Linked DNA regions of Homo sapiens: region 1 is linked to region 2. Evidence: chromatin contacts called from ENCODE Hi-C or POLR2A ChIA-PET data. All regions are on one chromosome and are shown on one strand. Each heading gives the region's core, a stretch centred on a gene start or an enhancer-like site at or near the end of the contact. The rest is flanking DNA. Distances are from core to core; before and after follow the strand shown. Region 1 has its middle 160 kb from the start of C12orf75. Region 2 overlaps LOC105369956 (a long non-coding RNA gene).

Evidence for each region. A loop is a pair of places that touch in the nucleus more often than their neighbours do. ChIA-PET counts read pairs that join two places held with the same protein, here RNA polymerase II (POLR2A). Pooled maps may share reads with other maps.
Region 1: a map of endothelial cell of umbilical vein shows a loop between it and region 2 (6-fold over the local background). The contact joins two enhancer-like sites. A Hi-C loop is called at or near these places in 4 of 168 maps with a recorded cell type or tissue (Caco-2, endothelial cell of hepatic sinusoid, endothelial cell of umbilical vein and 1 more) and 4 of 50 pooled maps. POLR2A ChIA-PET finds 5 or more read pairs at or near these places in 3 of 52 experiments (Caco-2, MCF 10A and endothelial cell of umbilical vein).

The regions. Positions count from the first base shown.
Region 1 is chr12:105,484,462-105,487,933 of GRCh38, reverse strand. No RefSeq gene overlaps it. Among named protein-coding and RNA genes, the nearest start is that of C12orf75, 160 kb to the right of the region's middle. Within about 2 kb of position 2,098, at least 6 of the 41 ENCODE cell types and tissues checked have a DNase peak (open chromatin) inside an H3K27ac peak, as active enhancers do; they include endothelial cell of umbilical vein, where a contact is called at or near this core.
Region 2 is chr12:105,432,497-105,436,105 of GRCh38, reverse strand. The region is part of intron 2 of LOC105369956 (a long non-coding RNA gene); the gene reads left to right. All of the region lies in intron 2 of LOC105369955 (a long non-coding RNA gene), which reads right to left. Among named protein-coding and RNA genes, the nearest start is that of C12orf75, 100 kb to the right of the region's middle. Within about 2 kb of position 2,150, at least 2 of the 41 ENCODE cell types and tissues checked have a DNase peak (open chromatin) inside an H3K27ac peak, as active enhancers do; they include endothelial cell of umbilical vein, where a contact is called at or near this core.

The sequences.
Region 1 (3,472 bases), core at 849-3,348, 52 kb before region 2:
GCACCATATAATCTTTTCAGTACAAACAGAAAAAGCCTTTGATAAAATTCAACAAATATTCATAATTAAACAACAATCAAAAAAATCTCTTAGCAAACCAGGATAACAACAGAACAAAGTTTCATAACCTCATATAGGATACCTATTAAACCTGTAATAAGCATTATTTTAATATTTGATATTTGTAAAATGTTAGAATTATTACAATTAGAATCAGGAAAAAGACAGATACCATTCTCACTACCTCTTTTTCACACTAAACTGGAAGACATCGTATAATCCTCCAGGAAAAATAAATAAAAGGCATAAGTATTAAAAAGAAAGAAACAAAACTCTGTTAGCTGATGATATGATTGTCTATGTAGAAGACCCCATTGAATCTGCAGACAAATCAGTATAAATGATGAGAGATTTACAAGGTTACTAGATCTTATGTCAATTTTCAAAAACCATTTTCATGTCTACACACTAGCAACAAAGTTAGAAAATTTAAATTTAAAGATATAGTTTACATTTACAGATGAAATAATATCATGTTTGGGATTTTCTTAATCATAATCTTGGGAAGGGTAGGAAGAGAACAGCTGTCTTCTCACATCATGCCACCACCACCACCTCCACATGGTCATCACTACCATCTTTACTAGCATCCTCAGGGCAAATCACTGCCACTTCTACCTGCTCTCACCATGATCACTGCCATTACACCATTACTGCTATCCTATCACAGTCATTGCTACCACTGCCACCATCACACTGTCACCATCATCTGTACCATCTCTAGTACCATCCTTTCTCAAAACATTAATACCACCATTGCCACCCTCACCATCACCATCACCACTGTATTGTTTACTACCATCTTGACTACAATCCTGTTACTGACATCTTGATTACCATTGTATGGCCACCATCACCACTATCAGCAGCAATGCCATCTTCACTACCATCCTCATGGTAAACCATCACCACTGTCACCACCATCATGGCCACCACTATCACCAATCTAAATGTCTCTGTCATCATTATGACATCATGCTGGAATCATTACTACCACAACCATCACCACCATCTCATAGTCCCCATCATTACTACCATCCTTACAAGCAAACCATTACCAGCATGACCAACATCCTCATCATCACCATCATTATTACTTCCATCGTGGTACACTTGGGCTATCACTACCACAACCACCATCAACTAGAGCTAGGTGTCCCTCCACTGTGCTCCCAAAGCCTGTTGCATGCATTGTTCACACTGCTTCATAAAACCTGTGTACATGTTGTCTCTCTCATTGAGTGGTGACCTCTTCAAGAGCAGGGACAAGAACTCATTTTATTACATAGTTCCTACACCAAACACAACACCTGGCACATAGAAAGTACCAAATCAGTATCAGTTGAGTAAAGGAATGAATGAATAAATGAAAGCTACTATAAATAATAATAACTAACAATCACGTAAGGCCTTCACGTAAAGCTCACAATAATCCTATGAAGTGGGTAGTACCACCCTTGTTTTTTTTTCAGACAGGGTCTCACTCTGTCACCCAGGCTGAAGTATAGTGGCTCAATCATAGTTCATAGCAGTCTCAAACTCCCAGGCTCAAGCAATCCTCCTGACTCAGACCCCTAAGTAGCTGGGACCACAGGTGCACACCATCACACACCCAGCTGATTTTAAAAAAATTTTTTATAGAGACGGGGTCTCATTATGTTGCCCAGGCTGGTCTCTAACTTCTGTGCTCAAGCAATCCACCCACCTCAGGATCCCAAAGTGCTGAGATTACAGACGTGAGTCACCCTCCCGGCCTACCCCTATTTAAGGATGAGGAATTTGAAGGTCAGTGACTTGCCCAAGGTCACATAATTAGTAAATGGCTAAGCCAGAACATGAGCCCATTTCATCTGGCTCCAGGGCCATTGTCACTACCTGCTGTATTATAGTTTGCCCCAGCTTTTCCTTATATTTCTAGCTGCAAGGTATAATCATGGAGGGAAAGCATTCATCTCATGGGAACCTCAAAATCCTTGGAATGTGGATTACCTAGAGCCTACTTGTCAGCTTAGCTACCGTGAGTTGGGCTGTGCCTCTGAATATGACTCCCTTGAAAAATATCCCCAATTCTCAGGGAACATTTTCAACTCTGGGTTGAAAGTTGATAGTTTGTGCTTGTTTCTAATGAGCTTCCTGTCTTAGAAGGGGAAAACAAAGGCTATCTAATAAACACAGCTGATTAGCAAGCCTTGAAATATCCCAAACTCCTAAGAGAGGAAAGCCAATTGTGTGTGAGGGTGTGCAAACTCACGCGGGGCAGTATAATTGAAGGAAGCTCTCAAGGAGTTGGTGTATTTCAGAGGAATGTATCATCCGCTGCCACAAAGCTGGGCTCCCTGACCCTGGCCTTGGTTTAGCTCCTGGAAACGCACTGCAACAGGACGGCATGTAACTATCAGTGGTGACACATTCAAAACATCCTCTGCACATTCCAGCACTGCTGGGGGTGGGGAGTGTCTACAAGAAACACCTGATTTATTAAGAAATCCCTACTCCTTTAAGCCAAGATATGCTAGCGAGGCTCCACAATGACTTGGCAGCACCACAACGACCTTGCACACTCACCCAGCTTTGCTTTCTGAGCGGGACTCCCAGAAGAACATGTTCCATGGTGCCCTCCTTGCTCAGAGACTCTACTTCGGCTCAGCTACAGTATGCAAGCCACAGCCAGCAGCATCGTGCTTACTTATTTGCTATTGGGTTAATTGGGTATCATGCATGGTACTATTTTTCTGCATTGTCTTAGCTGATATGACAACCCAATCAACCAGGTTGCCTTTGGATCGTTATTTTATAGACAAGGTAACCAAGTGTATTAGTCTGTTTTCACACTGCTGATAAAGACGTACCCCAGACTGGGAAGAAAAACAGGTTTAATGGACTTACAGGTCCACATGGCTGGGGAGGCCTCACAATCATGACAGAAGGCAAGGAGGAGCAAGTCACGTCTTATGTGGATGGCAGCAGGCAAAGAGAGAGAGCCAAGTGAAAGGGGTTTCTGCTTATAAAACCATCAGATTTCATGAGACTTATTCACTACCATGAGAACAGTATGGGAGAAATCGTCCCCATGATTCAATTATCTCCCACTGGGTCGCTCCACAACACAAGGGAATTATGGGAATTATAATTCAAGATGAGATTTGGGTGGGGACACAGCCAAACCATATCACCAAGGATAGAGAACTAAAGACTCCACCAGGGAGTTGTAGGTCGTCAGTGCTGCAGCCCAAATTTCAACCCAGGCCTTCGGACTCCAGAGACTGTGGTTGCAACCACTGTGCTGCACTGCCTCCCCAAAGACTTAATTAGAGGGCCCTTCAAGGGAAAGCTCCAAGTACATGTGAAAAGGGAACTCTTGCAGGCCTCCATTCTTCTGAACATGCACACGTTAAATGGAAGTGCAAACTTT
Region 2 (3,609 bases), core at 901-3,400:
CAGCTCTCTGTTGTTTTTTCTCTCTGTCTCTCTCTCTCTTTCCCTCTCTCCCTCCTCTCTCTCATGCTCTCTTGCCCTTCTGCCTTCTATCATGGGATGATGCAGCATGACCACCCTTGCAAGATATGAGACCCTCCACCTTACACTTCCCACCCTCCAGACCTGTAAGCAATACATCTCTGTTCTTTATAAACTACCTAGTCTTAGGTATTCTGTTATAGTAGGAGAAAACAAATTAAGACAGAAAATTGGTACAGAGAAGTGGAGCTGTTACTATAACAAATACCTGAAAATGCAGAAGCAGCTTTGGAACTGGGTAATGTGTAGAAGCCGGGAGAATTTGGAGGAGCAGGCTAGAAAAAGCCTAGATTGCTATGAATAAAGTGTTAAGGACAATTTCAGTGAGGGCTAAGAAGAGAAGAAGACCAAAAAAATTCTGTAATGTCTTAGAGATTACTTAAGTGGTCATGACCAAAATGTTGATAGAAATACAAATGGTAAAGGCCATTCTGATGAGGTATCAGACAGAAATGAGGAACAACATATTGGAAACTGAAGTAAAGGCCATCCTTGCTATGCAGTTGCAAATAACTTGGCCAAATTGTGTCCATGTTCTAGGTCTTTACAAAATGCAGAACTTAAGAGAGATCAACTAGAATATCTAGTGGAAGAAATATCTATGCAGCAAAGCATTCAGGCTGCCAGGCTGCTGCATGGCTACTTTTAACCATATACAGTGAGACGTGAAAGGAGAGAAATAACTTAAAGATGAACTTTATAATTAAAATAGAGGCAGCTGAGCACGGTGGCTCACCCCTGTAATCCCAGCACTTTGGGAGGCTGAGGCAAGTGGATCACAAAGTCAGGAGTTTGAGACCAGCCTGGCCAATAAGGTGAAATCCCATCTCTACTAAAAATACAAAAATTAGCCGGGCGTGGTGGCGCACACCTGTAGTCCCAGCTACTCAGGAGCCTGAGGCAAAAGAATCACTTGAACCCAGGAGGCAGAGGTTGCAGTGAGCCGAGATCGTGCCACTGCACTCCAGCCTGGGCAACAGAGCAAGACTCCATCTCAAAAAAAAAAAGAGGCAGAACAAAAAGATTCAGAACATTCAAAGCCTGGCCATGTAAAGAGTAAAAAAGCATGTCAGGGAAAGAAAAATAAGGGTGTGGCCAAGAGACTGTTTGCTCAAGAGATTAAAATGGCTAGAAAGGAGCCAGGTACTACTATTCATCAAGACAATGGAAGAAAGACCCCAAAGACATTTCAAACATTTTTGAGGCTACACTTCCCATCACAGGCAAAGCTCTAGGAAGGAAGAATGGTTTCAGGGAAAAAGCCCAGGGCATCCTCCATGGGCTCATTATCCAGGGCTGCCTCAGGACTCTGCTTCCCTCAGCATCCCTCAGCCACCCCAGCCATGGTTCAAGTGGGCCTTTGTATGTCTCAAGCCACAGCCCTAGAGGGCTCAAGGATTAAATCCTGGTGTCATCCTCATGGTGCTAATTCTGTAGATATCCAGAGTGGATTAGCTACGAAGCCATGGTGGCCTCCATCTAGATTTCGAATGATTTTGTAAACAGCCTGGGGACTAGGTAGAGGCTTGTCACTTGGGCACAGCTACAGCAGAGAGCTCCTACCAGAGCAATGCCAAGCAGAAATATGGTGTCAAAGTCACCACAGAGAGTCCTCACTAAGGCAATGCCCAGTGGAGCCATGGGAGCAAAACCACCTCAGAGACCCCAGAACTGTAGCACTACCAGCATGCAATGCTTGCCTAAGAAAGCTGCAGGCACAAGACCCCAACCAAAGAGAGCTCAAATATGAGCTGAGCCTAGCAAAGCCATGGGGACAGGGCTGCCTGAGGCCTTGTGGGCTAAACCCCCACCCCAGTGTGCCCAGGATGTAGAATACAAAGTCAAAGGGTATGATTACCCAACATTCTCCAGGGAAAATGTTGTTTTCTGTTAGGTTTTGGACTTACTTGGGTTCAGTTACCCCTTTTCTTGCCTATTTCCCCCTTTTGGAATGGAATGGGAATGTCTTTCCTATGACTGTCCCACCATTGTATTTTGAAAGTAGACAACATGCTTTTAGTTCACAGGCTCACAACTGGAGGAAATTTGACTCAGAATGAATCATGTCTTGAGTCTCACCTATATCTGATTTAGATGAGACTCTTGAGTTGTTGCTGAAATGAGTTAAGACTTTTGGGACCTTTGGGATAGAATGCATGTATTTTGTATGTGAGAAGGGTATGAATTTTGGGGGATCAGGAGTGGAAATGCCATGGATTGAGTGTCCCCTCCAAAACCCATGTTGAAATTTAATTTCCATTATAACAGTATTGAGAGGTGGGACTTTTAAGAGGTGAGTAGCCCATGAATAAATCAATGCAGTTATCGCGAAAGTGGGTTAGTTCGCATGGGAGTGGGTTCCTGGTAAAAGGATGAGCTTTGACCCCCATTTGTCTCTCACACACATTTGTTCTCTTGCCATGTAATGTCTTCTGCCATGTTTTGATGCAGCAAGAAGGCCGTCACCAGATGCAACCCCTCAATCTTGGACTTCCCAAGCTCCAGAATGATAAGCCAAATAAATCTCTTTTCTTTATAAATTACCCAGTCTGATATTTTGTTATTGCAGCAGAAAAAGGACTAAGACAATAACAAACCTACTCTCACAATACAACACATAACACTGTTTTGGTCAACAATGGACCACAAATACAACAGTGGTCCCATGAGATTATAAGGGGACTGAAAAGTATCTATTGCTTAGTGATGTCTTGATGATTCTGACCCTGTGCAGGCCTGGTCTAATGTTTGTACCTATGTCTTAGTTGTTAATAAAAAAAAAAAGTTTTAAAAGTTAAAAAAAATTAAAAATAGAAAAAAATTTATTGAATGAGGATATAAAGAAAATAGTCTTGTGCAGCTGTACAGTGTTTTTGCATTTTAAGCTGTGTTATTATGACAGTCAAAAAGTTTTTAAAACAGCGGGCAGATCACGAGGTCAGGAGATCGAGACCATCCTGGCTAATGTGGTGAAACCCCATCTCTACTAAAAATACAAAAAATCAGTCAGGCGTGGTGGTGGGCGCCTGTAGTCCCAGCTACTCGGGAGGATGAGGCAGGAGAATGGCGTGAACCCAGGAGGCGGAGCTTGCAGTGAGCTGACATTGCACCACTGCACTCCAGCCTGGGTAACAGAGCAAGACTCCATCTCAAAAAAAAAAAAAATTTAAATGTTTATAAATTAAAAAGTGGCAGTAAGCTAAGGTTAATTTATTATTGAAGAAATAAAATATTTTTATAAAAATTTAGTGTAGCCTAAGTGTACAGTGTTTATTAAGTCTACAGTGGTCTACAGTAATGTCCTAGGCCTTCACATTCACTCACCACTCACTCATTGACTCACCCACAGCAACCTCCTGTCCTGCAAGCTCTATTCGTGGTGAGTGCCCTTAACAGGTATATCATTTTTATCTTTTATACTGTATTTTTACTTTACCTTTTCTATGTTTACATACATAAATACTTACTATTGTGTTGCAGTTGCCTACAGTGTCCAGTACGGTAATACACTCTACAGTTTTGTGGCCTAGG